Linked DNA regions of Homo sapiens: region 1 is linked to region 2. A link is a contact called in ENCODE Hi-C or POLR2A ChIA-PET data. All regions are on one chromosome and are shown on one strand. The core of a region is the stretch at or near the end of the contact, and the rest is flanking DNA. Distances in the headings are between cores, read along the strand shown. Region 1 overlaps PTPN21 (protein tyrosine phosphatase non-receptor type 21). Region 2 overlaps PTPN21 (protein tyrosine phosphatase non-receptor type 21).

Region 1 (2,700 bases), core at 125-2,624, 43 kb before region 2:
ATTAACTTTTATCAACCCAATGCATCAGTGGCTTTAAAAACCCTTCAGCTAATTTCTGTGTCCCTCTGCTCTACTTTAAAAATAGTACAACCAAAAAGACTCTTAAAATAATTAGACGAGAAATGACTTAGGGATTAGGAAAGGGTTTACATTCTGACAGGATTTGGACCTGCTTTTAATAGCTGACGTCTCCTTAGGGGACTATGATTTGGGTGCTGCACATTTTTTCCCCATCTCAAATTTGTAAACTCTCTTTTGCTTTGAACAAAAAACTTGGTTATCAAATCACTTTGTTCTCAGTCAACATCAGTTCATGTAAAGTAAGTCAACCATATTGTGCTGAAAAGAAGCCAAGTTTGTTTTAACTTTTATTTTTACTGTAGTTTACAAAGCAGGCACAGTTATCTGTACAATTTTAGAAGAGTAGCTATGAAAAAATTTTAAACAACTATGAAGAAATCATTGAATAACTTTTTGAAAACTATCCTGATATGTTTGTTCATAACAAAATAGGAAAGGAAGGGAGAATGTAAACACACCTGACAATGAAAGTTTCACAAAATTCTCTACAGTGACTATTGAGAATTGATCTAGGGGATGCTAGAAGATTCAGTGATTTAACAACTTCTGCTGGAATGAGTTTCCCACAGGTCAAGTCAATTTGCTTTGATCACCAGTGAGAGTGGATGCAGCTGTGGAGAAAGAGAAGCCACGTGGAGGTAAAGTTTCTTATCAGGAAAAGCACTGGAAAGTTATATAACAAAGTGTGGCAGGAGACATGAACTGAACGCCAATAACTAAAGGCTGTCTGCTGGAAAACTTCTGTTACAATTAAACGAACTCCATTAACAGGACGTGCATAGTCCAGAAGATTTGGACTCAAGGAAGAGAGGATGTGTGCTTCTGGGAAGATATCCTAGACCAAGGCAGTAGTTAAAATTTCAGGCACATGGGCCTGTCTGTAGCAAAGTTTTTGCCTTTCTTTTAGTAAAAGTCCTGGTATGTTCAGACTTTAAAGGAAGAAATTAGTTTGACTGTTATTTGAATAGTGATATTTTCAAGGAAGAAGCATGCTTGATTCAAGTTTTATTCTATTTTCTGTCATACCTGAAGAGATCCTATCTGCTAAATATAGGTACCATGACAAAGGTAAGAGTGCTTTTCAGTATTATCAGTACGATTAGAACTTACAAAGTTCTTCACCACAATTTTGAGGAAGGAAGAGTACATGTTAAATTCCCTATTAAGAAACAGACTCAGTGAGGAAGTGAGACATTCCAGAGCTGGCAAGTGGTAAAGTCAGGACTCAAAGGCCGAGCCTTTTGCCTGCAAATCTAGTGCTCTTTGTACCACACCATGCTAGTGGCAGCTATTGGAATCTCAGGCATTGTCACCCGGGGGAAATACAGCCATGTGTCACTTAAGGACAGGGAAATGTTCTAAGAAATTCGTTAGGCAATTTCATTGTTGTGTGAACATCACAGGGAGTACTTAAACCTACGTGGTATAGCCTACTGCACACCTGCTATGTGCTGTGGCCTAGTCCTGGTAGGCTATAATAAACCTGTCCAACATGTTACTATACTGAATACTGTAGGTAATTATATATATATAACAATGGTGAGTATTTGTGTACTTAAACATATCTAAGCATAGAAAAGGTGCAGTAAAAATGTGAGGTAAAAGATTAAAAAGGTACACCTGTATAGGGTACTTACCGTGAATGGCGCTTGCAGAACTAAAAGTTGCTGTGGGTGAGTCAGTGAATACGAAGGCCTAGGAAGTTGCACTATAGTAGTAGGACACTATTGTAGCCTCTAGAAACACTGTACAGCTAGGCTACATTAAATATATCACAATTTTTTAATTTTTTAAGACAGAGTCTCACTCTGTTGCCCAGGTTGGAGTGCAGTGACGCAATCATGGCTCACTGCAGCCTCGACTTCCAGGCTCAAGCATTCTCCCAAGTAGCCTCAGCCTCCCAAGTAGCTGGAATTATAGGCGTGCACCACCACACCTGGCTAATTTTTGTAGTTTTAGTAGAAATGGGGTTTCAACATGTTGGCCAGGCTTGTCTTGAACTCCTGACCTCAGGTGATCCTCCCACCTCGGCCTCCTAAAGTGCTGGGATTACAGGCATGAGCCACCACACCTGGCCTTCGATAATAAATTAACCTCAGCTTACTATAACGTTTTTGCTTTACAAACTTTTAAATTTTTAAAACTTTTGACTCTTGTAATAACATAGGTTAAAACACAGACACATTGTACAGCTATACAAAAATATCTATATCCTTACCCTATAAGCTTTTTTCTATTTTAAAGTATTTTTTTGTTTTTTACTTTTTAAACTTTTTTTTTTTTCTTTTGAGACAGTCTTACTTTGTTGCCCAGGCTGGGGTACAGTTGCGTGATCTTGGCTTACTGCAACCTCTGCGTCCTGGGTTCAAGCCATTTTTGTGCTTCAGCCTCCCAAGTAGCTGGGATTACAGGTGTGCACCACCAAGCGCCCCCCGCCCCCCCTTTTTTTTAATTTTTAGCAGAGGTGGGTTTTTGCCGCGTTGGCCAGGCTGATCTTGAACTCTCCTCGCCACAAGTGATCCACTCACCTTGGCCTCCCAAAATGCTGAGATTACACGTGTGAGCCACCGTGCCCGGCCACTTTTTAAACTTCTGTGTTGAAAACTAAGACACACATAT
Region 2 (2,700 bases), core at 12-2,511:
GCTAATCTATAGATACAGGTGTTAAGAGCTCTGATTCAAGATGTCTTGGTGCTGTAAGATCCCTTAGGAAAATGGTACGTCACCCAGAACTGCCAAGATAGGAAAGGCTACCCAGCCAAGTGACATCTAAGCTGAGACCCGAAATGTTGCACTCAATTCCCACAACCTTTCTTTAAGCTGTCCTCTTGTCCCTGGTCCATGTCTGGAGGCACCTCCTGGAGCTCCCTCCCACTTGGCCCCCCACGCCCTATCTCATCTGTATGCAGTCAGTCTTCTGGATAGATAAGCAAAATATGTAGCACTGCTCTTGAAGTTACATGTCAGGAACAAATCTGAGCATGTGCCTCTCACCCGCCCCGTCCTGGGTACAGGATTAAGGGCAGACTCCTGAGGTCCTTCTCTGGACTTAGCTGCCCCAGCCCAGTTGGCCTTGGAGTCTGACTCCAGGAAGGCATCTTTCCTTATCATGTGAATGCCCCCAGCCCAGGCCTTTGCTAAAATGCCCTTCCTTCCCTTCTCTGACAGACTCTTAGTCATTCTTCAAGATTGAGTTTAAAATACAGCCCCCATAGACACCACCAAACATTCAGTTTGCTTAGTCCTTGACACCACTCTGAAAGTTGTTTTTTCTACCTCTTTTATAACAATGACCTGAATAATTCATAACAATAATTTAGTAAATGCTTGCTCTGTGTCAAGCATTATACTGAGAGCTTTTATTTTCTTTAATCCTTACAGTAACCCTGTTGGGCACAATTATTACTATCCCATTATTGATGAAGGTATGGAGACTTACAGAAGTGAAATGTCTTGCCCTGCCACACAACTAGTAAGTGGAGCAGCAAGACTCGAGCCTGTGCTCTTAGCCGCTGTGCTAGCCTGTTAGAGTAGTTCCTGCCTGCTTTTTTCATATTGACAGATATCAACTGACAGATCATTTTCATTTGATCTGTCTCTCTTGTTTGATGAAGCTCCATGAGGGCAGGGTCTCCTCTTCCTCATCTTCGTGTCCCCTGTCTGGCAAGGTGCCCGGTGCATAAGGGCTTAGTGAACAATGGGAGCCGGAGTGTGGCAGTGATGGGAGTCACAGGGGAGAAGAGCACTTTTGCTCCTTTGTCTCTTCCTTTTATTACAGATTGTAAATGAGGCATGGGGTGGAGGCAAAGTCTAACAAGGGCATTTTGTCCCTTAGCACCAGGAAGGAAGGAGAAAGGCTGTGGAAGTGCCTTCTGTCTTGCAGGGTGTGAGAGAAACTCTGGGCAGGAGCAGCAGTGTAAAGATAACATGCGGGGATGCCCACCCGGACGGGGAGCTGGCCAGTGGTTTGCATGTATGGCCCAGTCCCTGTCTCTTCTCTGCCTTCCCCTGCACCATGTTTGCATCCGAGTCCCCATCGCTGGTCTGGTGATGGGATTTTCGTAAGCACTGACAGGGAGGAGGAACCTGCTTTCTTTGTAAATATGGGAAGCGGTTTCTGCTAGGGGCCTGGGTGTATTTGCATATGAAAGTGTTCCCCCTGGTGGTGATATTCAGTAGTGCTACTTGCCTTTGGGGTTCCCTGGGGCTGGCCTGGTTATCCAGCCATATGTGGCATGATTTCTATGCAGAAGTAAGTTCTAAGATTCAAGCAGTAGATAATGCAGTCTGTTGGACCACAGCATTTTCATTTTAAAGACTTTAATAAGTTAAGAGTGTTCATAATATTGAGCCATTATTACCTCAGTTTGTTTCTTCTCTGGAAAATAGTGGAGAGTCTACATTTTGAATAAACCATAAAACATAATCCCTTTCCATGAGGCATCCATATTGGTTGGTGGTTAGTGCCTGTTTTTTGTTTGTTTGTTTGTTTTGTTTTGTGTTTTTTTTTTTGCAAATTAACAACTTGTAATAAGTAAAAGAGGGAAGAGGGAAAAGCAACAAATGATTGATTATGGTGAATGAGTCTTAGAAATTCAGCTCTAGTTTTTGGAATATTGCTATTTATTGGCAAGTGTGAACAAAACTACATTAATGTCATCAGTTGCATATGCTATACCTAAATAAGGAACACCTGAATCTTTTTAAAATGGAATAGTTATGTTTAAAGGGCTGTTTTCCAAAGTTTGCTTTCAATCTCTATATATCCAATAGATTGTGGCAGTCGATTTCCATGAGCTATTCCTATGTAATTACTTATGATTCATTCTGTAGGGAACTAATATATTTCATTGTGAGCGTTTGTTTCCCACATAAAGTAAATGAAGCTTTTAATATTAGCTTTTAAAATTTTGCTTGATAATAAAATGAAAAGAACTTTAATTGTTATGGCCATGTTTTAAAGGCTCTCAATATAGACTGTTTAGTCATGTTCCAATATTATGATTCTGAAGTATTGGTAGACTTGTTGTCATGGGCCAGATGGGTAAACTAAAGCGTGATAGGCATTTAACAAAACTGCCCCTGGCCTGGAACTGGACGGTGGCTTCTGGACATCTGCTTTGGGCTGGGGTGACTGGTGGCCCAGGAGATAGACTCGACTTGCACAGAAAGGGGAACTGTAATCCCAGGGTGTCCCCTTTACCCCCAGTCCTGATCTATTGTAGTTTATTGCTGCTTGGGATGGCCTTATGTGACTCATCTAATCTTGACCCAGATAACTATATTTTAGTATTTATACAATGGCATAATCCAACAGCCTTCTCCCTCCACCCCCTAACAAAG

What was found. A loop is a pair of places that touch in the nucleus more often than their neighbours do. ChIA-PET counts read pairs that join two places held with the same protein, here RNA polymerase II (POLR2A). Pooled maps may share reads with other maps.
Region 1: a loop to region 2 is called in a map of Right ventricle myocardium inferior, with 3 times the contacts of the local background. The contact joins two enhancer-like sites. A Hi-C loop is called at or near these places in 9 of 168 maps with a recorded cell type or tissue (IMR-90, PC-3, Right ventricle myocardium inferior and 6 more) and 10 of 50 pooled maps. POLR2A ChIA-PET finds 5 or more read pairs at or near these places in 2 of 52 experiments (MCF 10A and activated CD4-positive, alpha-beta T cell).

Annotation. Positions count from the first base shown.
Region 1 is chr14:88,534,050-88,536,749 of GRCh38, reverse strand. All of the region lies in intron 2 of PTPN21 (protein tyrosine phosphatase non-receptor type 21), which reads left to right. Among named protein-coding and RNA genes, the nearest start is that of PTPN21, 20 kb to the left of the region's middle. Within about 2 kb of position 1,374, at least 3 of the 41 ENCODE cell types and tissues checked have a DNase peak (open chromatin) inside an H3K27ac peak, as active enhancers do.
Region 2 is chr14:88,491,197-88,493,896 of GRCh38, reverse strand. All of the region lies in intron 10 of PTPN21 (protein tyrosine phosphatase non-receptor type 21), which reads left to right. Among named protein-coding and RNA genes, the nearest start is that of PTPN21, 62 kb to the left of the region's middle. RefSeq lists an enhancer at 1,265-1,454. Within about 2 kb of position 1,261, at least 5 of the 41 ENCODE cell types and tissues checked have a DNase peak (open chromatin) inside an H3K27ac peak, as active enhancers do.